Linked DNA regions of Homo sapiens: region 1 is linked to region 2. The links are chromatin loops, found by intact Hi-C in ENCODE. Cell type or tissue: heart right ventricle. All regions are shown on one strand. Each heading gives the region's core, and the rest is flanking DNA. Links, peaks and the distances in the headings are about the cores only.

The links. Hi-C counts contacts between places; a loop is a spot of excess contacts. Peaks named below come from ENCODE experiments on the same cell type or tissue, not always from the same donor. Only the 100,000 strongest peaks of a DNase experiment are listed, where the experiment ranks them.
Region 1: a loop joins it to region 2, with 2.1 times the contacts of the local background. A loop is called at or near these places in 10 of 110 quality-filtered maps.

Annotation. Positions count from the first base shown.
Region 1 is chr2:197,964,967-197,980,615 of GRCh38, forward strand. All of the region lies in intron 1 of PLCL1 (phospholipase C like 1 (inactive)), which reads left to right. Among named protein-coding and RNA genes, the nearest start is that of PLCL1, 170 kb to the left of the region's middle. In heart right ventricle, for the core only: no CTCF peak of the experiment used is centred there; a DNase peak (open chromatin) is centred at 7,240.
Region 2 is chr2:198,105,635-198,121,283 of GRCh38, forward strand. All of the region lies in intron 5 of PLCL1 (phospholipase C like 1 (inactive)), which reads left to right. Among named protein-coding and RNA genes, the nearest start is that of LINC01923, 260 kb to the right of the region's middle. In heart right ventricle, for the core only: no CTCF peak of the experiment used is centred there; a DNase peak (open chromatin) is centred at 8,603; H3K27ac peaks cover 5,824 bases.

The DNA.
Region 1 (15,649 bases), core at 2,959-10,958, 140 kb before region 2:
TGAATCTGGTTTGATAGCATTTTATTGATGGTTTTATTGGCCTGTAGTTTTCTTTTATTGATGTATCTTTGTCTGATTTTTGCATCAGGGTAATACTGGACTTGTAGAATGAGCTTGGAAGTATTCCCTCATCCTCTATTTTTTGGCATAGTTTGAGTAGGAGTAGTATTAGTTTTTCTTTAAATATTTGGTAAAATTCAGCAGTGATGGCATCAGGTCCTGGGCTTTTATTTGCTGGGAGACTTTTTACTACAGCTTTGATCTTTTGTTTACTTGTTACTAATCTCTTCAGGGTTTGGATTTCTTCATGGTTCAATCTTCGTAGGTTGTATTTGTCTAGGAATTTATTCATCTTTTCTAGGTTTTCCAATTTATTGGCATATAGTTGCTCATAGCAGCCTCTCATGGTCTTTTGAATTTCTGTGGTATTGGTTGTCATATCTCCTTTAACATCTCTGATTTTATTTATGTAGGTCTTCTGTCTTTTTTTCTTAATCTGGCTAAAGTTTTGTTGATTGTTTTTAATCTTTTCAAAAAATCAGCTTTTAGTTTCATTGATCTTTTGTATTGTTTTCTTCATTTATTTCTGCTTTCATCTTCACTATTTTTTCCTGCTGATTTTGTGTTTGGGTTGCTCTTGCTTTTCTAATCTTTAAGATACACTATTAGATTGCTTATTTGAAGTTTTACTTCTTTTTTGATGTAGGCACTTATAACTATACATTTCCCTTTTAGCACTGTTTTTGCTATATCCCATAGGTTTTAGTATGTTGTGTTTCCAATATCACTTGTTTCAAAAAAATTTTCAGTTTCCTTCTTAATTTCTTTATTGACCTATTGGCCATTCAGGAACAGGAGCATGTTGTTTAATTTCCATGTGTTTGTATAGTTTCCAAAGTTTCTCTTGTTAATGATTTCTAGTTTTATTCCACTGTGGTTAGAGTCTCACCCAAGGCCCACAGCATGTACTACCTGGCTACCACTCTTGACTATTCAGGGCCCAAGGGCTCTTTAGTCAGCAGATGATGAATCCTGCCAGGACTGGGTTCTTCCCTTCAAGGAAGGGTTTTTCTTCTGGCTCAGGGTGTGTCTAGAAATGTCATCTGGGCATCCAGGAGATAGGGCCTCAGAACTCTGCCTCATGCCCTATCCTACTATGGCTGAGCTGGTATTCAAGTTGCAAGACAAAGTTCTCTTTACTCTTCCCTCTCCACTCCTCAAGCAGAAGGAAGGAGTCTCTTTTGGAGCTGTGAGCTGTGTTGCCTGTGGTTGTGGAAGAGATGGTGCACATGAGCTGGTCTCACTAGGTCACATGCCCCCAAGTTCACTGTCTCTGAGCCCAGCACAGCACCAGGACTTTCCCAAGAATTGCAGTCCTTGTGGCCTAGACTGCCTTTCAAGTTTATTTAGGACCTCAGAGTACTTTAGCCAGGGTGATAAGCCTTGCCAGAATTCAGGTTCTGACTTCTGGGATGGGTGATTCCCTTTTGGCTAGGGCTGGCCTGAATTCACCCTCCATTGAGTTTTGCCTGTATTGCTTTCTGCTGTGACAGGGCAAGACTGAGTTTCAGTGTAAAGTCTAACAATCACTGTGCTCTCCCTTCCCCAGGCACATAGATTCTCTCTTTGAACAATGCAGCTGCTGCAGGGGATGGGGAAGGGATGGCACTGGCAATTCAAGACTGCCTTTCCTACTTCTTCAGTGCCTCTTTCACCAATATGAAGTTAAAACCAGGTACTGTGGTCACTTACCTGATTTTTGGTTCTTATGATGGTGCTTTTTTTTCTGTGAATAGTTGTTCAATTTGGTGTTCCTTCAGGGAGGATGATTGATGGAGGCTACTATTTGGCCATCTTGCTCTGTCTCCATCCATACTAATTTTTTTTTTTTTTTTTTTTTTTGAGACAGAGTCTCGCTCTGTCGCCCAGGCTGGAGTGCAGTGGCACAATCTTGGCTCACTGCAAGCTCCGCCTCCTGGGTTCATGCCATTCTCCTGCCTCATCCATACTAATTTTTTTTAAATCTGCCTGGGCCCTGTAGCTAGAGTAAGGTCAGAGTCTGGGGCAGAACTAAACATGGAAGCAGAGTCTGCTGCTCCAGCTCAGAGACTAGAGGGTCAGAGAGTTGAATGGGTGCTGACATTGTGGATCCCCAGTGAGAACTTGCTCCTGCAACCTTACAAGAAAAACTGCTTTTCTACAGGAGAATCACCACGTTACATTAGCAGTTTATTTATTTATTTTTTTTGGAATGGAGTCTTGCTCTGTCTTCCAGGCTGAAGTGCAGTGGCATAATCTCAGCTCACTGCAACCTCCGCCTCTCAGGTTCAAGCAATTCTCCTGCCTCAGCCTCCAGGATAGCTGGGATTATAGGCACGTGCCACCACGCCCAGCTAATTTTTGTATTTTTAGTAGAGATGGGGTTTCACCATGTTGGCCAGGCTGTTCTCTTTCTGATCACTTATTGATAATCTTGACCTAAATTTAGAAGTAACTTGGGTATCACTAGATACATATGGGCAACTGGAATGCATTCTAAACTGAGTAATTAGAATTGAAATAATCTGCTCAAAAGTAGGAACACTGCTTTCCATTTTATATTTCTTTATTTACTTTGGGGGTTTCTTTAGTGACTCTTCCAGGACTTGTATGTGGGTTCATTATTTACTTGACAGTTAAAAAGTTGGTCAGAAAAGTTATGTCTGCCTCCTAGTCATAAATGAAAAGGTAAGAAATCCAGAGGAAAAAATTACATATTCTCTCTTAGTTTATTTTTATTATCAATAAAATGTCAGTGCCCTTTAAATGCTGAACTTTATCATGCATATGAACTTTGAATTATTTTTGTTCAGAAGAGAGAAACATGGAAAGAAATTATATGCTCCCTCATATAACTCAAAGGCCTGATCCATCAAAGCTAGAAAAGTTATTGTCATCTTGGGTGACTTTTGATTTCTCCCTTGTTCTTGTAAGGCCTACTCTCTTCCACTCACCAATATCTTCTAGTAGCTTCCCCCTGGTGATGTGTGGCTGGCTGAGTAGCTTCTTGAGAACATAGCCATTATTGAGCTTAATTGTCTTTCACTTATTATTCTAGTGACATTCTATTACCTCAAGATAACATACAAGTCTAATTTACCTAAGTGGATACTGCTTTTGTGTGTTACATTATGCTTTAGAATTTCAAGGTTCTGAAATTATTTTATGCTTTTTAGGAATCCAAAAATTAAGCTGTTTTCTGTTATTTTCTTTAATCTTCACTAGTAAATGAGATTAACATGCATGGAAATCTGGCCTTGGGAGAACTAAACCCAAGTGGTCACATAAAACCCAGGAACTATGTCAGCCTTAAAAGGCCAATCCATCATTCCTAGCAAGGTGAATGTACCACACAGAATTATCAGAGATCCCCCCTTACAAAATGGTAATAACAAAAATATTTGTCATTTTTGGGGTACTTTCTAGGTTTCCTTATAAAATGATAATAACAAAAGTATTCATCATTTTTGGGGTACTTTCTAGGTTTCCAACTCTTTAGAGATATTATTCTAAGGCAATTAACTGGGAAAATAGAAATAGTTAAAAATCACTTTCTTTGCATTGAAGGGCTTCCAGTATACCATGGTGCTAACTTAATTCTCCAGTTTTAGTTTCCATTCCTCTATAAAAAATTATTTTATCTAATCAGAATGGTCTGTTTCTCAACAAAGCAGTCTCTCAATACCAGTACAGGATGCTGATTAGGAAATTAAAATTGTTCTTCTGGAGACTATCTTTGGTTTTTCACTGAATTTCTTATTCTACTGGACGTTTTCAGAACATAGTGCAGGTATTAGTCACTGCAGATTACTCCCCTTACCCCTCTTCTGAGATCTTAGAATGTTCTGGATGATCTGATGGCTGGTTCAGAGATGGCTGTTTTATAAGTTAAGAGTAATTCATTTAAAACAGGGTCCCCAACCCCCAGACCACGGTCTGGTTAGGAACCGGGCCACACAGCAGGAGGTGAGCTACAGGTGAGTGAACACTATCGCCTGAGCAGTCCACCTCCTGTCAGATCAGTGGCAACATTAGATTTTCATAGGAGTGGTAACTATTTGTGAACTGCATATGCAAGGGATCTAGATTGTGTGTGCCTTATGAGAGTCTAATGCCTGATGATCTGAAGTGGAAGAGTTTCATCCTGAAACAACCTCCCACTCTGGTCCATGGAAAAATTATCTTCCATGAAACTAGTTCCTGGTACCAAAAAGTTTGGCGACCACTGATTTAAAAGGACAATTTACACAAAATCACCCTCAAAGTGCATGTGTGAGTCTAGCATATGTTGTAGTGTACATTTTTTATAGGGTGTGCATAGTGGCAATATGTCCTCTATAATAGAGTTGAGATATCTGCTTTCTCAAGGCTAGACTCTGAGTTAATTAGGTGGAGTGATCCTCCTGATGTGTAAGACAGTTCCAGGCAAGTGCTATTTATGCCTGCTTCTCCATTGGTGCCAGCAGTAACTTGACTCTCCCCTTAACTCCCTAAGCCTTTTATCTCTCTCTTACTGAGAGCTTTCATCACCTCCATCCTGTGTTGTAGATCTAGCTATCTACTCTTTTTCTCCCTTCTTGTTTTTCACATTGCTTGACTCATAATGTTTGCTTAATACATATGGTAATCATTGATATTGTACAGCAAATATTTCCAGCTCTCAGTCTTCTGAGCAGATGATAAGATTGTACTTTCCACCATCTTTGGCCAAATGACTCACTTTGACCAAAGAAATGTGATCAGAAGTGATGCAAATTATTTTCAGGTGAAATCATTTAATAGCCACTGCTCAACTCCTACTTTTCCTTCCTATTCACTGTGATGGTATGTAGAGATGAAGTCTGAGTCCCTGAATGACTGCAATGTCCAGAGTCTCCTGCTGACCTGCAAAGTGCATGTAGTTTAAACTAGAAATATACTTTTGATTCTTTGAGCCATTGAGATTTTGGGGTGGTTTGTATACAGCATAACCTGACTTATTCTGACAAATGCACTGGACCTGTACTTTCCAATATGATAGCCACCAGCTATATGTGGCTATTGAGCCCCTGAAGTATGGCATCTTATTTCATTTTCTGTTGCTGTAACGGAATACTCAAGACCGAGTAATTTATAGAGAAAAGAAATTTATTTCTCACATTTCTGGAGGCTGGAAAGTCCAAGAGGATGGTACCAGCATCTGATAAGGGCCTTCTTGCTATGTTATCCTATGGTGGGAGGTAAGCAGGCAAGTGAGTGTGTGTAAAAAGAGAGAGCATGGGGGCCAGGCTCACTTAATAAAAACCTAGTCTTGCAATAACAAACCCACTCCCATGACAATAGCATTAATCCATTCATGAGAGTGCAGTCCCCATGACCTAATCACCTCTTAAAGGTGCCACCTCTTAATACTGTCACAATGGCAATTAAATCTCAATGAGAGTTTTGGAGTGAACATTCAAACCATAGCATGTGGCTAGTCCAAATGGAGATATACTATAAGTGTAAAACCCATGCTGAATTTTGAAGACTTAGTATGACAAAAAGTATGTGAACTATCTCAATAATTTTTGAATATTAGTTACATGTTGAAATAATATTTTGGATATATTAGGTTAAATAAAATATAGTATTACAATTTATTTTACCTGGTGCTTTTTACTTTTAAAAAGTTACACATGGTTTGCATTATCTTTCTGTTAGATAGTGCTGCACTGAACTACAAGCTTATTGAAGACAAGAGTTGTATCCGTTTTACCTTTTTTTCCCCCACAACATCCAACAGTGTCTGGGATATGAGATATGCAACATTAATGTAGGTTTAATGAACAAACTGTGTCTCCATTTATATGTAGTTTAACATTTAACAAATAATGCCGTTCTCAACATGAAGTTTGTTTGTATTTTTGTGTTTAATAATTCCTTCTTGTAATTCCGTTAGCTAAAGAATAACTCAAATCTTTTTCAATCATCAGATAATTGAATATCATATTGTGATGTTATGTTTATGCTATAATAAGAAGGCTGGGGTTATGCCCATTAAATACTTCTCCTGATGAAATTTTTTAGCAAGGTCACTCCTTATGGCTAACATTTTCTTATCTTTGTAAAAATAACAAAGAAGTCCCTGTTTGTTCAGTCATAGTTGTGACTTTTATTTCTTTTCCAATATCTGCCACTTAGGATATTTATTAAATTAGGCCCCTTTGCATGGGGCCTTGTGCTACAAACCAAAAGGAAACAGAAAAAGAGAAATGGAGCTGCCATGAAGTCCTTCTGCAGCATCAGCTGTGGGGACTGCACATGTGAGGAAGCAGTTCTTTGGATTTTTAGATGAGTGAGACAGAAAGTAAAATAGGTGGTAAAAAGAGTCACTGAAAGGAACAACATACCTTAACAAATAAAGGGTGGGGGAAACACAAAGTACCAAATAGGCTGGAAAACATCTTAAGCACTTAATAAATTATAGCTATTGCCATGAAAGTGTACGAACCCAGAAGGAGTTATGGACGGATGCATACTAGGCTGTTCCATTGGCTAAGGAGCGGCAGGGGAGGTGACACAGGGGAAGGGGAAGATAGATACTCTCATCAAAAGACCATAGAATTAGCAAAAACTTGTCCACAAACCAACTTATATACTATTCCATGTGCATAAAATCACATATTATGTGTATGTGCATAGAAAGATATTACAACAGTGGTTACCAAACTGTAGTGATTCTTTCTCTGTATGGTGGCTGAATCTCAGGTGACTTTTACTTTCTTTGTTACACATTTTGAATTTTTCTCCAGATGAGCATGTATCATCTGTATACTCAGCAAATAATCTGATCTAGCATTTTTTCATTTATGGGTAACATCAGGACAAAGATTAAGAACCCAACCAAAAATTGTCTATATTATTTGCATTCTGTTGAATGCTAATTTTTAAAATAAAACTGTCAAATTATTATAAATATAAAAGTAATCAGAAGTATACTGCCAGTACATGCATTTTGGTTATCACAGAATATTTAAAATGTACATGTTTATAGGCCTAGTATCCTCCTCCCTGGGTTAGGCTCCAATTGATTTTCTAAATGACACAGGGAAGTAGCTGATTCAGGTCATGGTGGCATCTTATCTGAAAGTGAACATTTCTTCAGAAATAAAAAATGCTTTTGTAAGATTATAGAAGATTTGGGAATTATGCCATGAGGGCACATGCTGAGTAATATGTTTTTGAGGCAGGCTGCCAAGTTTCGTCAAAGAAAGGCAAGTACAGGGTTTGTTTTGCAATGTCTGGAAAACTTGGAACTCTAATTTCTTGGAAAATCTTTCCAAAATAAATTCAGTATGAAGGCATTCTACCTCAACAAATTACATGTAGCAAGAGGAAAGGAAAAACAAAGTGTAACAAGATGTGAGATGAGAAAAGGAGATTTTTTTTCCCCAAGAGATGCGACCTTGTTGAGTTCAATTACATGTCTGACAGCATCAGAGAAAACATCCTCGTAATGTTAATTTTACTCAAACTCCTGAGTGTGGGTAAAGTAAAGAAATTATCCTTCATCATCAGTTCACTTTTATCCATCTTTAAAAATGTACAAAATATAAGGTGTCATATATCCAAAAATATTCTGAATTGCTGGAGATCTTCAGCAAGCCGTTTACATTTTCTGGGTCCATTTTTCTCCTTTGTCTAATCTGGAGGGTTTAGATGTAAAAAGTGCTATGGTCTCTCCTAGGTTTAATTTTTTTAAGTAAAACAAATTATTATTTTTGACATATTCACATACTCTTTGATATATGTCAGCAAAATTTTTTCCTTATCAAGGTCTAATTTTTATATGGTGTGAAAAGCACTGTGGTTACTTCATAGACATGATCGAAAACTAGGACCTTCCCCATTGTCCCTTCCAGTTCTCCATACACTTTGAAGCCTTTGCATGGTTGTCAGAAGGGTTGTAGTGATTGATAAACAGGAAGAATCCAACTGACACAGGTTCTGTATCAATGAGATGGCTGTGCAGAGCAGGAGACAGCAATATTCTCCCCCTGGCAAGGATAAACTACCCTTGTCCTCAAGTCTTCTTGGAGCTGCCCTGCTGCTGGTGACTCTGCCTAATGAGGTGGGAGATCTGCTCAGGTTCTTTAAGAAACACAATCTGGGTCTTCATGAGGCGAGTCCCTACTGTTCCCAGAGGCTCTCAGCCACAGTAGTGCATGGAGGTATGAACTAAGAAGCTGTAGAAGGATACAAGTGCACTTTGCTTGGCGACTGCTTACCACCGTCTTTCCTTATGGGCTTGGGAGCTGGTGGAAACCAATTCAGCAGATTTTTGAGTGACTTTTGAATTGAAGGTGAATTCTAGGAGATCTGACTGTCCCAAGTAGGATGATACTTTAAGCCTTTCTGATGTGTTTACCATAATTCAATTGAAGAACATTTATGTATAGTTTATTCATGAATCCTACATTTATTGAGTGCCTGCCCTATGCCATTTTGGTGGGGAGAAGTATAAAAATAATAAAAAAGTATAATTTAGTACAGAATGACTAGGTACTAATTAAAATTGAGACAGACTCATAGAGGAGGTAACATTTCACTCTTAGTGAAAAGAAGAGCAAGCCATGAAAAGGTTTGATGTCAGGATATTCCAGGAGAGGGATTGGCAAGGGAATGGTGGGGAGGAGCTTCACATGTTCAGGGAAAAGGAAGAAGTCCAGTGTGGCCGGAGTACATGAGCAAAGGGGAGCATGACAGGAGTTGAGGTCAGGGAGGTGGGCAGGCGTGAGGTCAAGTGGGCCTTGCAGGCCATGGGGAAAAATTTGGATTTTATTGTAAGAGCAGTTAACCATTAGAGGGTTTAAACAAGAGAATGATAGGCCCTGATTTGTATACTCTTCTTGGTTCCTCTGGCTGCTAGGTGAAGAATGGATAGTGGAGGAGTAGAGAGAATAGGGAATTAGTTATCTAGTCATCCAACTGAGATGTGATGGTGACTCAGACAAGGTTAGTGGCAGTGGAGAAGGAGAGAAGTGTCATGGCTTTGGGATGTATTTCAGAGTAGAGCTCACAGGACTTGCTGATGGCTGCCTGTAAGAGAATAAGAAAAGGCATAAATCAAGGAGGATTCCTATGTGTTGGACTTGGAAAAACTGGGTGTATGGTAGGGCTATTTATGAGGAGGGAGAGACCTGGGGAGGAACTGGTTTGGAGACTTACCAAGAGTTCTGATTTTGCCATATTAAGTTTGGGTGGCCTAATAGATATTGAAGGAAAGATATCAGACAGGCAGCTTGAATTGCTATGGAAAGTCCTGGGCTGGAGATTTCAATTTGGGAACCATTGGCATGGATCTGATGTGAATTGTGAAAAGATAAGTAAAAGTTTAAACCAGTCCTGTAATTCATCTTGAGCATGTGCTACTTTCAGTCAGGAAAAAAAAGAAGCCCTCCTTTATGAAATGATATGGTAATTATTGCTTACTACTTAGAGTCTTTGTAGCAGTTGATTTTCAGGCAATTAGAATAACCACATCACTTTTATCTGATAATTAGAGCTAATTTGCAAGTACTGATGATAGGCTCATTCACTGAATAAACAAAATGCAGAGCACAAAGTTTGTTTCTACAGCCATATATGTGAAGTTCCTCTTCAGGTCTTTTGCACCACAGGGCTGCTGAATTAGTGCAGAGTTTAATTCAGAATTTTCACTCTTGTTCATTGCTAAGCTCATGGCTTTATTCTGTAATGGTATTGTGTACTTTGGGAAGAATGCCGTTGGGGGAAATTCTGACCCCTTCTCCCAATCTCAGCTGCGCTGTCAGAAGCTGTTTGCCCTGACAGGCCTGGGAGCTTGGAAGCTAGCTATAGTAAGAGTGATGCTTGGCCGGGCGCAGTGGCTCACGCCTGTAATCCCAGCACTTTGGGAGGCCGAGGCGGGTGGATCATGAGGTCAGGAGATCGAGACCATCCTGGCTAACAAGGTGAAACCCCGTCTCTACTAAAAATACAAAAAATTAGCCGGGCGCGGTGGCGGGCACCTGTAGTCCCAGCTACTCGGGAGGCTGAGGCAGGAGAATGGCGTGAACCCGGGAAGCGGAGCTTGCAGTGAGCCGAGATTGCGCCACTGCAGTCCGCAGTCCGGCCTGGGCGACAGAGCGAGACTCCATCTCAAAAAAAAAAAAAAAAAAAAAAAAAAAGAGTGATGCTTCACATTATTGAGTGTCCACGAAATGCTTATGACAATGCCAGTTGTTTTGCATAGATTATCTCTAAATTATATTAAAACCCCTGCAAGGTAGGTATTTTTATTTCCATTTTAATGATGAGGAAACAGAAGCTTAAGGTGACATGGCTAGTAAATTACAAAATCAGGCCTAGGGTCTGCTTGCTTCTGAAAGCATCTACAATTTTCATTCTGCCAGGCTGTTAAACTGCCAAAATTTGCCTTAGTTTATTCTTCCAGTCCTGCTTTCTCCTATCAACTCTTATGTCTTTCCAGCCAAAAACCCAATTGGCTATCATCTACATTTCTGTCTTTAAAAATCATCCCTAAGGGCCAGGCACCCCTGCAATCCCAGTACTTTGGGAGGCCTAGGTGGGAAGATTGCTTGAGGCCAGGAGTTCGAGACCAGTCTGTGCAACAGAGTGAGACCCCCCCATCTCTAAAAATACTTAAAAATTAGCTGGATGTGGTGGCACATGCCTATAGTTCCAGCTACTCAGGAGGCTGAGGCAGGAGGATTGCTTGAGCCCAGGTCATCAAGGCTGCAGTGAGCTATATTTGTGCCACTGAACTCCAGCCTGGCAGCCTGGGTAACACAGCGAGGCTCTTTTCACCCCCATCCAACAACAACAACAACGACAACAGAAAAAACAGAAAAAAGTCCCCTGAAGTATACACACCCCTACCCCGCCTCTTACGCCTCTGGTTTCTGTCTAAATATTTCAGCCCCATCCTCAAATTCATACCTTTCTTCTCCCCAACCATACCTTCCTAGTACACTCTAGGATTCTATTACTTACACAGACCTCTCATTCTTTAACTTTTCCCTTAATATTTCCCTACACTCTTGCCAAAACTCACTCTTGGCCTTATTCTAAATTACAAGTTCCTGAGCCACATTCTTCACTCGTCGTCATTTCTTTCAATTTTCTGGCTCTCAGAGTGAGGAGCAGGAGCCAGAGAATTTCCTGCTTCCCACCAGCACATCCAGTCTATTGCTTGTTCATTGCCTCTCAAGAACTTGTGTTGTGAATTCCACTCTATCCTGTGTACCACACTTCTTCCATCTTACATTCAACTCACACCTTCTGCTCACTTCTCAACCTAGAAGAGTCCACTTTTGCTGACTCTCTCTTTCTTCTATCATCTCATGGAAACTGCTAAACACTTTACCTGGTGTTCCAATCCCTGGCCTCAGAGATCTTTGGCCTGAGGACATTACGGAACTTTCCTTTCCTTTCCCTTTCCCTTCTCTTCCCTTTTTCTTTCTCAGAGTCTCACTCTGTCACCCAGGAGGGCGTGCAGTGGCATGAACTCGGCTCACTGCAACCTCTGCCTCCTGGATTCCAGTGATTCTCCTGCCTCAGCCTCCTGAGTAGCTGGGATTACAGGTGTGCACCACCATGCCTGGCTAATTTTTGTATTTTTAGTGGAGATGGGGTTCCACCATGTTGGCTGGGCTAGTCTCGAACTCCTGACCTCGTGATCCACCCACCTTGGCCTCCCAAAGTGCTGGGATTACAGGCATGAGCCACTGTGCCCGGCCAAAGAACTTTATTTCTAATTCACTCTTGCTCCTTATAGGCACAACCACACTTCAGACCTGCTTGACATTTGAAACTGCCCCTTATCTGAAATGATCTTCTCGGATGATACCCAGTTATAGTTCTGCCTCTTTGCAATCTTCTCTTGGGCTGAATCTTGGCTTTATTCTCAGTGTAACAGCTTCTTGCCTCATCCATTGCCTTGACATGCCACACTGGCCTCACCTGCCTCTCTACTCATGTGGACCGTTTGGTCTGCCATTTGAGCTCAGTTTTTGATAGTTCCATGGACTTCAGGCTCTGATCCTATTTTACTTGCTCTGCAAATCTCCAATTCTAGGTATCACCATCTGATTTCTCTCCGCCTCCTCTTGTATTACTGAGTACAAAAAAAGGACATGAATCTTGATTTTTGTTAACAATAAGGAAAATCTGCTATAACGTTTTAGCATGTAACTCACAGTCAGTCCCATGATTGGTTAATTTAGCGATCCAATAACATCATCAAAGACCTTGGATCTTCCCATTTCCCCCCGCCCCCTCACCTAACCCCCTGTTGTCCTATTAGGACAGCTTCAGTCTCTAGCTAGCCACCAGCTGCTGCATTTCCAGGGGCCGTGCAGAGACCAGACTCAGCAGAAAAATTGGTTTGATTGGTTTTACCACAAATATCAACCCACAATTAGAACCTCTTCTGGCTTCATTGCAGTCTCATTACAAATTTGCTCCTACTTGTGTTTCTCACTGGAACTATTCTGAGCTTTTTCCAATTCCAATCTTATCAAGCCCCACCTACTTGTTTCTTTTTTTGTTTCAAAAGTGTCTTCCATATCTGTTCCTATTGCCCCTACCCTAACTTGCACCCAACAATTGTTTACCTTGCCCCCATCCATTCATTCCCCTGTCCCTTTCCTGCCAGGTTACTGTTCCTGAAGCTGGCGCTGAGTGTGGCACTTTTTTGTTCACTCTGCCTCTAGTGGGTCCCTGAAGTTCAGATGGCTTATTGTAGCATTTGGGATCCATTAAGACCTGGCCCTGGACTACATTCTCAGTTTTAATTTCCATTATTTCTATTTATGTACCCCATAAGCCAATCAAAATGGAAATCCCTGGCTATTCTTTTACTGCTCCCCAGATTTTCCCACCTCTGTCTTTGTTCTCTTTCTCTGAAGAGGACTACCCCTCAACTCTGCAAGTGAAATTACTGCACACTTTAAGGTCTAACTCCGGTGGCACTTCTTTTAAAAGCTTTCCTGGCCTCTCTCATCCTCAGCAAGAAATTATAGTCTTTTCCGAATTTTGTAGTAGATTATCTTAGGTTACTTGTTAACTCTGTATGATATTTTTTATTGTAGAGTAAATCCGCACTTTGTTCATATGTTCTTGGAAACTGTGAAGTTAAGTGAAACCAATTTTACCATAGGCTGATTGATATAAAAAGTTAAGTTCAGGCCGGGTGTGGTGGCTCACGCCTGTAATCCCAGAACTTTGGGAGGCCGAGGCGGGCAGATCATGAGGTCAGGAGATAGAGACCATCCTGGCTAACACGGTGAAACCCCGTCTCTACTAAAAATACAAAAAGATTGGCCGGGCGTGGTGGTGGGCGCCTGTAGTCCCAGCTACTCGGGAGGCTGAGGCAGGAGAATGGCGTGAACCCGGGAGGCAGAGCTTGCAAGTGAGCCGAGATGGCGGCACTGCACTCCAGCCTGGTCGACAGAGGGAGACTCCGTCTCAAAAAAACAAAAACAAAGCAAACAAACAAAAAAAGAGTTAAGTTCCTAAGGCATATTTCTGGCCACAAAAACATCACCAAAACTCGAAATAAGACAAAACACTTCTAACATTAAACATTAAAATAAATGTAAGCTATACATACATTTAAGAAAGATGAATAAAAACAAGTAAGATAATTATTTAGACACTTCTTCCAAATCAGAGTTGTGAGTGATCAGAGCCTATTCTGGCAGCTCAGCGTAGCTCAGGGCACAAGGTGGGAACCAACCCTGGCCAGGAGCCATTCCCTCCCAGGGTGCACTCAGACACACACCCACACTCACTCAGACTGGCACCATGCAGACACGCCAGTTCACCGAAGATGCACGTTTTTGGGATGTGGGAGGAAACTGGAATAAGGGGAGAAAACCCATGCAGATATGGGGAGAACCTGCAACTCCACACAGACAATGGCCTCGTCTGGGAATCGGTTTTTGTTCTCATCAACATAATAACAGAGTGACGCTATTCAAGGACCTGCTGTACATCCACTGTGGATTGCTCTGTAGGCCCAGTTTTCTTAGTTTCCACTAATATCATTTGAACAATTTTTCAGTTGCTTGGTGTTTGATTGTTTTAGTTGTTTAGACTTTTTTCCATTTTCCTGACCTATGATCTCACGAAAGCTAATAGTATCTGTTATGGACTTAGAGGACATCCGGCTTCTGAGGCCCTTTGGGACTGTACATGATTTTGCTTGGAAAAAGCCCAAATACTGTAACTAAAATTGTTCCCGTGGTTATTTTGTCCAATTGATATGAGGTTGTTTTTGTCTTTTTGGTTTTGATGCAGTGTTTTGGTAGAAAAACATAGCAAACAAGATTTTACTAATATCACTAAGTTAACTTTGAGGTACCCAGTTGTTGCTAACGTAGTTCTCTACATCACCAAATATTACTGATCCCACCATTACAAGACCTCTGAAATCTATCCCTTTCTCTCCCTTCACACTGTAGGGGCCGGATTTCTGACCCTCACCACCTCTCTGCCACCAGCTTCATCCTACTGCTATCTGTCTGCAGAAGAATCATCTCTGGTGGGGCCACTTCTCTGCTTACGCACATTTTCTGATTTCCTATTGCTTCCAGAATTAAGTCCAAGTCCATTTGTGGGACCTCTGAGTCCCTTTAGATTCAAATCCCAGTTGCCTTCCCCAGGTTCATCTCTTGTCACTTGCTTAGCTGTGTCTCCTGTCCCCAGCCACATTGAGATTTTCACTACTCCCAGAAAGACCCATGTTCTTCTGGGGCTTGAAAGATCCCTCTAATTTCTTCCCCTGACCCATTCCCATTCATTATTTAATAAAAACTCAAGTATTACCTCATCTGTGGTGCCTTTCCCTACTTCCTCAGAGAGCAGCCCCCTTTCTGTGTTCCTATACCATTCATTCACTCATTCACATATTGAAATCCAGGTAGTTAAAAAGTGCTGGGAATTAAGTGACCTAGAAACCTTAGTCCCTGGACTGTAAGGGGCTGTATAGGGATGTAAAAAAGAAAATGACAACATTGAGGGCAGGGAGGGGACCAAATTAGAGAGACTCCATGCATTAGAACAAACTCGAGGAGTTAGTGCCTGACTCTGTGTGTGGGAATGCAGAAAGCGGAAGAGAAGAGAACAATCCCCATATTCCTGCCTTGAATGACACAGGTATGTGGCTGTCCATGGACACAGGAAATGAAAGGAAGGAGCAGGCGAGGTGGGAAGTGGGACCAGTTTAACTTTGAGGTGACTTTAGGACATCTGAGTGATATGTCCAGTGTGCAATGGGATTTATGGATCAAGAGCTCAGGAGAGGAAGCGGAGATTAAGTTAAGTTTCTGGGAGGTTCCAACAAGCAAATAGCAGTTGATGTTAGGAAAATTTCTGAATTTACCAGGTGCTCCATGCCCTTCTTTTGTTCCGTATCATATTGTATATCTGGTGACATAGCCTGCTTTCCCATAAGGACACTCACTTATTAATTCACCTCGTATCCTCAGTGTCTACTACACTGCTTTGCACATAAAAATTTCATTTCAAGTGAGAGAATGAATATGAGTTCACTCAGCCATGTCTTACTCATGGGTGAGAGAATATTGAAATTGATCCATTTAAT
Region 2 (15,649 bases), core at 4,868-12,867:
TGTGTTTACTCACATGAATACTTACGTTCAAGTCAATATGGCTGTTCTTGTTTGTGGAAAGAATAATGACAAATGCTTCTGGGGAAGATTCCAACACAAATGATTTTGAAGAGACAAAGTACAAAATATCTAGGGCCATTGAGGATTTTTATTTTAAGAACAGTTCCTATAAATACATTTCTTTTTGCAAATAACTTTGGAAGTCATTTTCTTGAGATTATGATTTGCTCTCTGCTGCACATGAATTTTAGAATTTTGAAGTAAATATGCCACTTTTTATATTTTCTTACATGAAAAAAGAAATGATTTAGGCAGACAATATATTCTTGACAGCTAAATGGGAGAAAAATAGCTACAAACAAAATTAATAATTGCTGACATTTAAAGAACACTCATTTTGTGCTAGGTACTGTTTTATGAGGTTTATATGAATTAACAATTTAATACTCACACCAACTCAGTATCGTTATTAATCTCATTTTACAGGTGAGAAAACGGAGGCATTGGAAGTCTGTGTATATTTCCTGAGGGCGCTCAGCTAGTAAATGGTGTAACTAAATTTTAAGCTCAGGCAGTCTGGCTCCAGACCCTGTGTCTTTAACCTGTGCTGCAGAGATGCTGCACATGTTTATGTGAAAGTGTTAGGTTAGCTGTAAGACATATTACAAATGTCTATTAAAAATTCAGTCCACAAGTGATAAGCCCCTACTATGCATTGGGCTCTGTGCTAGGCACTGGGAATACGTGGAGAACATGAGATACAGACCCTGACCTCATGAAGTTAGCAGTCTGAGTCCAGTGGAGGAGGGGGATGGATAAGGCATCATTTGCTTAAGGAGCAGGGATGACCTAGAGCTGTAGTGTTAAAGAGGTGCTTATTATAACCCTAGATTATAATGTGGCAGTGTGTACCCTGATATAAACATTTTATGTTCAGAAGATTTTATATGGGCTTGTTAATGTGCCTGTCACAGAAAGGTGCTAGGGATACAAATATCAGGAGGATTACCTGGGTCTCCAAGACTAGTCTATAAGGAGAGACAGACATGTAACTAATAATGGCCATCAATTGTTCAGCACTTATTTTGTGATCAGCACTCAAGGCTAGGTACTTTATGTACATTTCCCCTTTCTTCCTTGCCACAACAGTGCAATCTTGCAACATGACATGCTGACTCTGATAGGACTCTCTCCATCTCACAAATGAGGAAATTGAGGCTTGTGGGGGTTGAAATTTCTTGCCTGGAGTCACACAGCTAGTAAACAGCCAGCCTGCAATTTTTAACTCACGCCCATGGTTCTATCCACTACACTGTTCTGCCTCCTCTAAAACTCCATCCATGTGGCTGAGTCCCTGTATTAGTCTTTTCTCACGCTGCTAATAAAGACGTACCCGAGAGTGGGTAATTAATTTATAAGAGAAAGAGGTTTAATTGTCTCACAATTCAGCATGGCTGGGAGGGCCACAGGAAACTTACAGTCATGGTGCAAGAGGAAGCAAACATGTCCTTTTTCATATGGCAGCAGCAAGGAGAAGTGCTGAGCAAAAGGTGGAAAAGCCCTTTATAAAACCATCAGATCTTGTGAGAACTCACTCACTATTATGAAAACAGCATGAGGATAACCTCCCTTATGATTTGATTACCTCCCACCAGGTCCCTCCTACAACACGTGGGGATTGTGGGAACAACAATTCAAGATGACATTTGGGTCCAAACCATATCAGTCCCATTGGGTCCAGGCAGCCTAGTGCAGGAATAAGAATGCAGGCCCTGTGTGATTACCTGATAGTGGTGAGACTAGCCAAGTTATATAATCTCCCTCAGGGTAGTAATAATACCTACATCTCAGATTTTGTGAGAATTAAATGAGATAATACATACAAAAGATGTAAGTCACAGTGCACAAAACTAGACAGCATATATGTTAGCTGTTATTTGTTTGTTTGCCAGGTGAGGATAAACATGGAGAAATGAGGTTTTTGTTATTTTTATTTCTTTGTTAACTTCTGACTTAAGCCCACTTAGTGTTGTCAGAGATTTCTTAATGTTTTTGTTTGGTTTAGTAACAGAAGCTGATTGTTAGATGTGATTGAGCAAATGCTGTTCAAATTATTCCAAGAGAGAGCTTTTCAGACAGAATTGATTTTCTATTATTATAACTCACATACTAGCTGCTGGTATTTCAGCTTGAGCACTAGAGTAGTGGACTACTACTAAACAAGAGTAGAGAACATTTCCACACTTCCAATAGCTCCTTTTTCTCCTCCATTGAGTTTGGGGCCTGTTAATCTGGTGTCCTTTCCCCAAGAGCTGGACAAATGACCTCCTTTGAATTTGAATTATTAGCTGAGAGAAAAAGAGCCTGGGCTCTGTTGGAGACTTTTTATTCCAGTGGTGCTGCTCTAAGAAGATATCTTTTTCTATACGATTCTTCCTTTAGTTCTTATGCATTAGATCTGAAACACTTGATTCCCAATTAATTCTCCAGACTTGCTATTGATTTTCAGAGCTCCTCTAAGTATTTTAATAAATGCTCTTTGTTTATAAGTTTAGTAGATTCAATTTACCTTGCTTCCAGTTGGTTGAATGATTAATAACCATCCTGGAAAGACATAATCACTGAATTAGGAGGCTGTGGTACAATTCTGCGTTGCCTACTGAAAAAGTTTCCTTATACATGATTTAGACTAGTATTCCCTACTATCTAGAGAGAGGGAGTGGGAATTAACCAATTCTGGTTAAATGTGTTGGTTTGTATTTCTAAAAATATTTAATTCCAGTGTAATTTCCAATAAGTAAGGAAGGAGCTGGAAAAAAATGAGAAATGTGCCCTCAGCAAGTTGGGGGATTGACAGCATGGAGTGGTGCAAAGGGGCATTGGCTTTAGAGTAAATTGAGCTGAGACTGAAAAATAAATTGTTTAGTGTTTTCTGCAGTTCAATATTACATTTATCTGATATTAAAAGCTGGAGAAAAAAATTGCAGAAAGAAAAATGACTAACGACAATATAATGAATAAGAATTATAATTACAGTGTCCAAATTGTTGCAGAGACCAGGACTTAGTATTTAGCAAGGAAACTGAAATCAAGGTGCTTCTGGAAGATCCCACACTTGTGTTTTTCTTTAATTCATATTCTAGCACCTACGTGGGTCCAGTATAGGGACTTGTTTAGCGTATCTTTTGCATTTTTCCATACTTTTGCCATATGTCTATATCCAACTGTAGCAGTCAATTTGCTCTTCCTTTCTTTCTTTTTCACTATTGTACATGAAATTGGTCTCCTTACATAGCCATTGTGTTTATTTAGGATGATAGGATGATTCAGTCCTCACTACCTTTTCAAGACAATCACTGGATCAAAATAACTCCATTCCATTCCACCCTCACATGTTAAAAGACCTTTCCCTCTGTTTCTTCTCCATGATGTCCTTCTTGTGCTGATATAATAAAATACCTGAGACTGGGTAATTTATAAACAACAGAAATTTATTTCTCACAGTTCTTGGGGCTGAGAAATCCAAGATCAAGGCAGGAGTGGATTTAGTGTCTGGTGAGAGCACAGTCTCTTCTTCCAAGATGGTGACTTCTTGCTTCGTCTTTCAGAGGGGAGGAACGGTGTCTCCTCAAATGGCTGAAGGGAAAGAAAGGCAAAAGAAGGTAAAAGGGCCTAGCTAGTTCCCTCCAGCCCTTTTACAGGGCACTAATCACCTCCTAAAGGCCTTACCTCTTGATATTATTGCATTGGGGATTAAGTTCCAACATGAATTTTGGAAGGGACACAAACATTCAAACTATAGACATTTGGTTGTTAACATAATATTAAAATCTCAAAATGGAAATTTTTCCTGTTTTTTAAGGCTTTCAGAAAGGGATACTACAACTTCACTTACGTAGCCAACATATTCTAGTACATTGTTAGTAATTTTGGAAGTGTTTCACTCATGAGAGTTCTGAAGATCTCTTGGGAGCAAGATGTGGAATTACACTATATCACTGATAAAATGCTATTTGCAATGAAGTGGAATTCATCTAAAGTCTTGAACTCTATCCAGAGTGATTTGACTTTTTAAGTACAAAAAGAACTGCATTGTAAAGGTGATCACATCTATAAAACTGAAATTAGAAAGAACCCAAGGGGAGCATTTTAGTGAGCTTTCCCAATATATATTTTTCTAACTTGTCCTGTTGGCTATTTTAAGAAACTAAATTTTATTACTTTGTGTTTTTAAAAGTTTTATGTAAAAATCAATTTTAGCAGGCTGGAGAAGTATCAAGTAGAGATATATAAAAATAATATTAAAGAAATATAATTAATAAATATTTTATTACAAAGGAAAAACTATGAAGTAGGTAATCACTAGAGCTTAAAGAGAAATAAAAGGGTTAAGAAGTAGCTGCCCTTCTTATTTATTCATGACTTTCATTGATTACTTGTTGAATAACAGGCAATAAATAAAAAATGAATATAACTATTACCTCTTCAATGGTCATTCCTATTAAATATGTATTTACACTTTTCCTGGATAGATTTCCAACTTATAATTTAATGCATTCCAATGTGTGCCATGATTCTGGGCTGCTTTTATAAATTTATGTTTAGTATATGTGACTATTACTTTTCCCCATAACGCTTTTGCTTTTTATCACTACTTAAGCCTTTGCTCCTTCTGCTTTTATCTAAAACATTTTCAATTTCCGTGGGAAGAGCAGAGATTGAAGCTTCTCACTTCTCCGTGTGTAGTTATGTTTCTAACCCAGGCAGATTCCCTCACTGAATTCCCGAATTTCAGGACCTTACAGTTCTGGGGAATCTTGCTACAACAGAGGAAATTACATGGATGTCAGTGTAGAAATACGCTTTCAATTAGAGCCTGAAAACACATTTGAAGTCTCTGTTCATTGTTGAGAGACAAAAGAAAGGAAACAGATGATGGGCTAATGGGAAAAGAAGTATGAGGAGAGGCATCCATCTCTGAAAGCTGAGTGAGAGTGAGAAGTGGGCTACCCTTCACTTACTGGCCATAGATATTTAAAATCATTCTATGAGATACTGTGGAGAGGGGGCTGTTAGTGTGAATGTTCAAACCAGGCTCTTCCAACAGACATAGTGACCATGCCTTTGGGGGCTGCCTGAGGGTATATAAAGAAGGAACATGCCCAGTATCATCCACATTGTCTATTGAGAACTTTTCCAGTGGTGTCTCTGGCATCTGCCAGCTGTTGTTGCTGTAGAATCTAGAGAAAGGCTAGGATTCCTTTTGAGTATTCAGAAAAAAAAGTATATTTACAAAGTGTAGAAACAGACCTCCAAACAACAACAATAATGCATTAATAATAAACCATCCTTAATATTGATATTATTATACTATCAATTATTGAGAAACAGCAGGCAAAGTGATTAAGTGTACAGACGCTGCAGCCAGACACTTCCTAGCTCTGTGTCTTTGGGAAAATTTTGTTTTGTCTCTATGCTCTTGTATCAGTTGGGGTATGCTGGGTTGTGCTATAGTAACAAAAATCTGAAAATCTACTACAATATAACACAATGGCTTATTTCTTGCTTGTACTACATGTCCATCACAGGTAAGTAATGGTCACTCAGGAACACAGGCTAATGGGGACTCCATCCCAGCAAATACTTCTACAATCCCAGAGGTAGGGATGCAAAAATGGTCTTTAAAAGCTTCTGCCCAGTAGAGTCACATGTCCCTTCCACTCACATTTGACTGGTCAAAGCAAGCCACAGTCAAGTCTGATTTCATGGAGTAGGACAAATGTAAACCTTCTCAGGGAAGAGGAGCAGATATTGGTAAATACAATCTACCAGTGACAAGTTCTTCAACTACCCCTTATAATGTGGACTAAATGAGTAAATATATATAAAGCAGTATCTGGCACATGCTATATGAGTGTTTGTTATTTTTATTATTAAAAATGAACATTCAGTGCTTACAATAATCAAGTGATTTTTACACAACATTTTAATTACTTTTAAGGATAACCCTGTAAATTTACTCTTATTATACCCATTTTACAGATAGGGGAAATGAGGCTCAGGAGGTTAAGAACCTTCCCATTGGCATACAGGAAGTGAGTGATGGAGCAAGGATTTAACTCTAAAGGCCATGTTGTCATCCCACTATGCTATATTGTCAAAATACTGACAGCACCATAATAGTAATGGTTTGTATTAACTGAGCACTTTCTATGTATCAAGTATCCTACCAAGTGTTTTATATTTATTATTTTACTTATCTAAGGGAGTGAGTGTCCTGCCCATCTAGCATGAATATTTCAATCACCTTGACAGAATATGCCTACTGTCAGTAGTCAGTGGTTAGTGCAGAAAGCTACAGCGAGAGAGTGTATCTTGAGAATAATTTATTTACAACACTATATTTACAAAACAACTCTCTTTTCTCAATCTGGTTTCCCAGGTACACTTTTCTAGTGGAAAATAGAATGAATTGACCAAGTGGTATAACTAGTTCCATCTGCCCAGTAGTCACATTTCTCTTTGTAAGTAAATCAGTTAACTTCCTTTTTTATTTGTCCATCTCCTATGAGCTTGGTTAGCATGAATCAGCTTCCCAGGGCCTGATCACCCCTGAGCGAATGGATACAGTTGAGTCCTTGGACAGGTACGATTGGGAATCACGGAAGCAAAGCAAAACAACAACAACAATACCAAAGCAGAAGACCAGACCCAGGACCCCTGAGAGCCCAGCCAGCCTCCTCTTGTTTCTCTTGGACAGCTTTGCTATTCATTGGCTTTTAGTCTGGACATTGCTAGCTGCCATTTCTTGATGGGACAGAGGAAGTTCAAGAGCCATGCCTCTAGCAAAAACTTTACAAAGGCTATACTCCTTTCATATTCCTTCCTCATGCCCCCTCCTCCACAGCCACAGTTCTACTGTTCAGACCTACAATCTGTCCTTTATCAACTGAGGAGTTACAGCAGAATCTATTCTGTGTCTCCTCTAGGCAACATTTACTTCTTCAATTTTCATTTTGTTGTAAAGTTTATTTCAATTTTTTTGTCTATTAAACGTTTAAAAATAATGTTGGAATTTTGGCAAACAGTTACGGTTAACAGTCATGCCAGAAACATTTGGTGAACGCAACTGGGAGGGGCAAAATAGGGATGAAGCCAAAATTGAGGGTCTTATTCCAGTGGCAGCCAGTTTAGTCTCGCTCAACCTAGTAAGCCCTCAACTCACTTGGAATCTTAGCCAGCTGCTTTACAATGGATATCATTGATTACCAGGAAGAAGGTGGGTGGCAGAAGGGAGAGAATGGATGGATCACTTCTAGAAAAACAGCTTGAATCTCATATGTCAGTACCATTATTTTTATACACAAAAGAAAATATTATTAAGCCTTATAAAGTGTAGAGTATACATTTAGAAGGCATAGCATCTATCTGGGGGTTATAAACTAAGTTTGATATATTTATCCGTGGACGAGGTATCTGAAAAGATACTCCTAGACACATTTGTAGAATCTTGTTATTGTTTGGCTAATTAGTGCAAAATAAAGACCCTTCTCTCCCACCTCAAGAAGGTGATGTTATTTCCACACTGACATTTATAAATAAGGAAGTGCAATGCATAAATGAGGCTTCTAATCCATAAATTAGCAAACAATAATTTAACAAATTTTTATTTCATTTTATTTTTGGTGAAACCAAATTTATTAATTCAACAAATGTATCTGTTACGTCTTTACTAGGTGACAGGCTTTGTGCTTGGGAATGTACTGGTGAATAAAAATGTGGCCTTCTGGTCTCAGAGCTGACAGTCTAGTGGGGGAAGCTGTCATTTAACAAGCACATGATGTGTGTTAAATTTGTCCTTATGATGGGTGCCTTAAAAAAGTGCATGACACTATGAGAGTGTGCAATGGGATTTGACCTAATGGGAGAGGCCAGGGAAGTATTCCACGAGGAAATACCAGTACAGTGGTGAGTAAATATTCCAGCCTTTCATGGATTCCAAAACCCTGCCTTGTATCTTGATACTTGAGTGTGGTTGCCAAAACAATTTGAAAATAATGGTGAAAAGAAAACACATCAAAATAAAGATGTGCCGGACCTCTTCAACATGGTCTGGGGAGTTCTAAAATTTCTGCCTTGCTCATTTAATTACCACTCATTAGCATTATGGCTAATTTGTTATTATATCAAATCTGGCCATATTAATTACAAATTAATTTAATCATCCACCTTCTAAAATATAATCTGCAGCGAAGTTTTATAACCATGTGTATCCATAAAATTCATTTAATAGCTTATAGTTACAGAGGAGGATGTTATAAGGTTGGTTTCTGAGAAATTTCTACAATTTAAAGCTGAAAAGATGCAGAGAGAGAGAGAGAGTTATATAATATAGAATATTAGTATTAGTGTTAGATATATGGGTAAATTTTTTGAAGTATAATTGATGCATCTATAATTTAAAAAAAGCCACAAGTTTAAAACATTATTTCAAACAGCTCTTATCCAACAATATAGGACAGTTTAAATAGAATGTTAATGCTTCTTAGCAATAGGCAGACTGGTTACATGGTGTCCAGATTTCTGCCTTGGGTGGCTGCATCCCAGCTGTGCTGCCCAGGAGTTTAGTAGAGATAAAAGCCGGGCTGTTGACATGATTATGGAAGCACACACCACTTTATCTCCAGTAGAACTAAATTTAGCATCTCTTGGAGGTACACTTTTTTTTTTCAGATGAAAGCTGCATTTTATAATGAATCTGAATAATTCAAAAGTGGCAGGATCCTAATGAATAGATGCATCATAGACCAGAGGACTTGGCTCCAACTTGTGAAGTTATTGAAGGTCTTACTTTTCTTTCAGGAAAATTTTCCTTAGAGAAAATTTGTTTCTTACACACAGAGTTTTAGCCTAAGGTGAGTTGTAGCTTAAGTGAGTTTGATGTCTTAACTCTGCATTAAGTATTTCTTACAGTGATATAAGTGGAAAGAAAACATTGATAACCAAATTGTTTCATTCTGGTTCCTTACAGCCCTTGTAGGTTTTATACTCACAAGCTCCTTTTCTGATATTGTTACTCAAGGAAGACAAAAATGGGCTACATCTATCTAATTTCCTTATTGTTAATCCAAATCAGAGCAAAATGAGTTCACTTCTCTGAATGTGTGTGTGTGTGTGCATATATATATCTATATATACATATACATATATACACACATATATGGTATGCACACAGACATTGTCAAATAAAGTCAAATCTGAATTTAGATAGAGAATCTGTTCAAAAGAATTATCACAATAAGGAGAGGGGACTACTGTGATAGGGGAACTATTGTAATGGGGAGAATGCTCCTACCTTAAGATCTGTAAGCATTTGAAAGGCCAGGCAGAAAGGATTTTTCTTTTATAGGGAAGGGCACAGAAGGTCAGAAAGAAGCACATATGAGGGAGTGGGTAGCGTGATCCCACAGTTGATCCTACAGTGAGGAAACATCTTTCCTGTGGTCAGTCCTTTCTTGGTAAGAGGCGATTAAGGAGAGGCTGTGTGCTGTCTCAGGATGAGAGTGGGTCAAAGTTCCAGGGCCTAAGGGGAAGAGAGAAGCCTAATTAAAGTTTGGCCAAGTCCAGGTAGTAGGTATCAATATTTTCTCCAGATTGGTTAGTGGACACAAACAGACAAACAGTTCAGCTAGTCATTTATGAGGCAAGAAAGGGAATTTGAAAGGTCTGTGTCTGGCCATGTCACAGATAAACAAGGGAGATTCCATGAGTCTTAGCCAAGTCCTATGGGGAAGAGGGGTTCTTTGCAGTAAGTAAGGTCTTTTGAGGAACACAAAAGGATGAGGGGATTTCTTAACCATCCCTGATTTCCTGGAACACAGGGCTCAGATAAAGTTGAGCATTGTCAACATATGCATTTATATATTGTATTATGCTGCTAATAAAGATATACCTGAGACTGGTTACTTTATAAAAGAAAGAGGTTTAATGGACTCACAGTTCCACATGGCTGGGGTAGCCTCACAATCATGGCAGAAGACGGAAGAAGAGCAAAGGAATGTGTTACATGGTGGCAGGCAAGAGAGCTTGTGCAGTGGAACTCCATTTATAAAACCATCAGGTCTCGTGAGACTTATTCACTACCACTAGAACAGTATGGGGGAAACCACCCCCATGATTCAATTATTTCTGTTTGGCCCCGCCCTTGACACGTGGGGATTATTACAATTCAAGGTGAGATTTGAGCGAGGACACAGCCAAGCCATATCTCATATATAAAAAATTTTTATGAAATATAAAATTATTAAATATATAAAATATATACATATAATATATAAAAATATACTTATTAAATATATAAAAATAGATACATATAAATATATAAATATACATGTATATATAAAATGTTATGTGTGTATATATGTATATGTGTACATACAAATATGTAAATGTAAAAATCTAAAGAATAATTTAGGTTAAGCATAATGAAATTAGATGCTACTTTTTTAAAGTCATATTGAAAAGATCGTGATTATGGAGCAGCAAAAAAGTTACCCTGGAGTCATAAGTGGTTATTTTCCAGTTTAATTAAACATTTCTTATTTCAAGTAGATACAATGTGCTCAAAGATACATCAAATATGAGATTACATACTCATAGTAATAGGCCAGGAGGATAAATCTTTTTTTCTCCTTATTTCCCACTTTTTGTAAAATGATTTTGTACTATTAATTACTCTCCATACATTATTGATACTTTTAGTATTTGTGGTAAGTGAAGATACCTATCTATGAATGCAGGATAATTAATAACTGAATTTTCCCTTTAAGGAAAAACTCATGGCCTTATGAGATTAATTATAGATTCTTTGAAAAACGTATGCCCTTGGAGTTTTAAAAATATGCTTAAATTCATAAAAATTTACACATAACTCTTCAGATAACTACTTGAATAAGACAAGAAATACGGATCATTATAATAATTTTATTAATGCTTTGAAAAAAGGTAACTTCCAGAAAGAAAAGACTCTCACAGAACCATGACTTAGAATTAAGTATTAGACTTTTGCATCATTGCATAATATTATGGAAAGGTTAACAAGTCGTTATGTAGAAGCTCCAGGGTTTCAGAGACAAAGAAGAGAATCCTTCCCTATGCAGTGAAATACACTAACCCCTCATGATGGGATTTGTAAATCTGCCAGGACGAAGCTATGTGTTCTAAAAATAGCTAAAGTCTTTGAGTGTTTATTTAAAAGATAACTATTCTCAATGGATTTTTGAGTCAGTTATACTGAGGGATGGAAAGTTCTTAAATTGCTTTACAATGTATTCCAGGGAAAAAATATTGCAATTCAAATCTCTCAGAGGGATTCCTTAATCAACTAGAATATTCTGGATCTCCCAGTTGTCAGCTACTCAGCAGCTGGCCTTATGAAAAAAACTAGAATAAAACTGGTTCATGAATGTGTTGCCTGGGAATTTTCCTTTTCTTGGGTCAAAAAACATTCCTGATCAATTACAAATAAATCTAGTCTCAGAAAGTTGAGCTCCTTTTCTTAAGCATGTGTTAAGAGACATATTTTTCATATACATTTAAAATATACTGGATGCCCTGAAAATATGACTTGGGTTTCAGCAACAAATTCTGATTTCCTTGGGTCAGAAATATGGGTCTCTATCAGTCATTTTCTGTTTTTTTTTTCTTTTTTTTTTTCAGATTCAATTGGGCTTCACTTTTTTGTAAGCAAAGATATATAGAAAGGGAAGGTTGAATGTGTTAGAATTACTCATGTTCTCTGGTGGTACATTATTGTAACAGAAGTTTATTCCTCCAAACTGCTTGGATGGGCACAATTTGAACATATGCTGAAACAGTCCTATAGACACTTGAGAGTTCCATACAGTTTATTTGCTGGTGAAATCATGGATGGTTACACACCGCTTCCTCATTCCCTTACCTTCCAGATGGCTCTCCACACTTACCACACATGTTGCAGGAAACAGGTTCTTGTTTATCGTGGGTTTGCTATCAACCAAGAAACTGATATCTAAGACTGCTAAAAAACAAAGCTAGCGTATAAAGTCTTGTATAGGAAAAGTATGTTTTAGAGGTAACTATGTCCTAGTATTAAATCTGAGTAGGTGAGACTGAAGCTTCTTAACAATGTATATTGTGTATCCTCTGAGTCAGCCCATAGAGTCTTTACATGTACTCTGAAACTAGAGAGGGAAAAAGCCAGCAACTTCCTTCCTGTTCTCCTTTATCAATAGTACATTTTAGCCTGGGAGAGGAAGAATACCATCAAAAGGAACAATTATATGTATGCATAGTGTGTGCTTGTATATGTGTTATATCATAGGCTCGTTTCTTATATTAAACAACTCACTTATTAAACCCTGCTTATTGTAAGCTCTGTAATAATACATGTAGATATGATAATAACAATAATAGAGGAATGAAATTTTCCTTGGAGGCTTTGGTTAACTAAATGTATTCTCAGCTGTTCTTATGAAAAACATAAAAATGTGTAAGCAATATAATAATTACAAATGCCATCAAGATGGAAATTACAATTTTAAATTCTGAAAAATATAGTCTTTGCTACTGAATCACAGTTTTATCAACCATACTAAATCATTCGGTCATCCTCTACTTAATAACCACCACCTTAAAAATTGCTGGGTTCATCTCAGGAAGCATAATTTTGTTCTAGAGATTCTTCTCTGGTCAGAAAGAGAGAGAGGGAGAGGAGAGAGAGAAAGGAGCAAATAATAAAGTGACTACTACTGTCCTTCCTCTTTAAATAACAGCTCCTGGGAAGGTCAGATCCTTTGGCTGTTTTGTCAAAGATACTCAGGAAAAGTTTTCATAGAGATCTCTGAACTACAGGAGACTTGAAAATTAATTACATGAAACTTTATGAATTTTCATTGAAGTTAAACATCAGCACAACCAGTATTATTTTCCTGGAGCTTTTGATTAGACATTTCTATACCAGTTTGTCTGTCATTTCTTTTTTGCAGCATAAGGTTTAACAGTCTAATCCCTGAATTGGCCAGAGCTGCTGCATACTCCTATGTCAATTGTGCACTGCACAACCGTAGGGGGTGCCATTCCCACTGAATGCATGTGAGTAGTGTCCTCTGGATTTGTCATGTAGTTACCATGAAGTTGTCAGTCTAAGCATTTTTCTGTCTCTAACCTTTTGTTCTCCATGAAGTTTTGAGTGCCTTTAACTATTATTACATTAATTATAATTATTGTCTAATGTAGTGATTTTCCCTACTAAGGTTTACATTTAGGATAAATCTTCAGTCATTTCAAAAGGATTCATATACAGTAGTGTGTCTTCATGTGAAACTATTGTTATTTGTGTATTGAAGCACAGTAGAGAAGCCCAAGAATCCAGAGTATTACATACATCAGATGAGGAAAATGTCAATTGTAACTCAGCTAGATCTTAACTTTGATTGGTTTTGACAACCAAACATAGTTGATTCAGTTTGTAACTTGACAACAGAAACTGTAGGCATTTGGAAAATAATATCAAGTCCTCTTTTCAAATCTAATACATCCTTCTTGTGTAAGAAAATTTAATTAAATTCATTTAATCTTCTGAAAAAAATGCTCTAAATTCATTTAAGAGAGTTAAAAATAAATAAATCTTTTAAAAAGCCTAAGACTTGAGTGAGAGAAATGATTTGATGTTAGTCTGTTAGCTTCAAGAAAAAATGCCAAGTTCTTGACCTGGATAGAAGGTCCTCTGTGATGGGGGCTTTGCTTACCTCCGTGTCTTCACATTTTATATTCTCCAGGCCCTCAGTTCTGTTTCTTGGAAATATCAGGCAGTTTTGGGATTCCATGCCTTCGCACTGCTGTTCCTGCCAACTGTGATGTTCTTTCCCTCCTCAGTCACCCACCAGCTCCTCTTCATCACTCACATCCAGCACTAGTGTTATCCATTGCCTTTCCAGGGAAGCCTTCCCTGCTCTTGTCCCTCCATACCCCTCACCCTCCAATTCTCATCAAAACCAAATTATCTCCTGTATAGTGCCAGATCTGTAGCTTATACACAATTTTATTCCCATGCTCACCACCCTGACTCACTAAATGTTAATGATGTGTCCCTATGTCTTTTTCTCATACAAAATCCTGCTCCTTCAGGGTGGGGACTGTGTTTTAGTACAGTGCTGAGATTTAGGAGAAAGCAGAGGATTACAGAAGCTCTGCAAGTTGTTCAAGATGATGCGACTAACTAGTAAGCCGTGGGGATGGATGCACACCTTGATCTATGTGACACCAAAACCTGTCCTTAATATCCACAGTCATGATGTCCAAGGTCACTGTAGATGCCTGTGTACCAAAGCTTGTTCTTCATATTGGGCGTTGTGTCCAACGTCACCATTGGATGCCTATGTGTCATTTGGGAAGATGGGCGTTTCTGCAGTTCTTGGCAGCTCCGTTTTCTCATGGGGTTGAAATTTTGTCCTGTTTTTCTTACTTCAACCTCTGGGGAGTTTCATTTTTCCTGGTCTACTCTTAAAAAAAATAATTTTTGTGGGTACATAGGTGTATATATTTGTGGGGTACATAAGATGTTTTGGTACAGACATGCAATGCATAATAATCACATCATGGAAAATTGGTTATCCATCCCCTCAAGGATCTATCCTTTGTGTTTTAAATAAACCAATTATACTCTTTTAGTTATTTTTAAATATACAATTAAATTATTATTGACTATAGTCACTCTGTTGTGCTATCAAATGCTTGGTCTTATTCATTCTAACTTCTTTTTGTACCCATTAACCATCCTCATCTCCCCTCATTCCCCACTACCCTTCCCAGCCTCTAGTAACCATCCTTCTACTCTCTATGTCCATGAGTTCAATTATTTTAATTTTTAGCTCCCACAAATAACTTAGAACATGTAAAGTTTGTTTTTCTGTGCCTGGCTTATTTAAGTTAACACAATGACCTCCAGTTCCATCCATGTTGTTGCAAATGACAGGATCTCAATCTTTTTTATGGCTGAATAGTACTCCATATGTACTATCACATTTTCTTTATCCATTCATCTGCTGATGGACACTTAGGTTGCTTCCAAATCTTGGCTATTATGAATAGTGCTGCAATAAACCTGAGAGTGCAGGTAACTCTTTGATATACTGATTTCCTTTCTTTTGAATATATACCCAGAAGTGGGATTGCTGGATTGTATGGTAGCTCTATTTTCAGTTTTTTGAGGAAGCTCCAAATTGTTCTCCATAGTGGCTGTACTAATTTACATTCCTGCCAACAGTGTATGAGGGTTCCCTTTTCTCCATATCTTCGCCAGCATTTTTTATTGCCTGTCTTTTGGATATAAGTCATTTTAACTGGGGTGAGATGATATCTCATTGTAGTTTTGTTTTGCATTTCTCTGATGATCAGTGTTGTTGAATACCTTTCCATATGCCTGTTTGCCATTTGTCTTCTTTTGAGAAATGTCTTTTCAGATCTTTTGCCCAGTTTTTAATCAGATTATTAGAGTTTTTCCTACAGAATTGTTTGAGCTCCTTATGTATTCCGATTATTAATCCCTTGTCAGATAGGTAGTTTGCAAATATTTTCTTCCATTCTATAGTTTGTCTCTTCACTTTTGGGT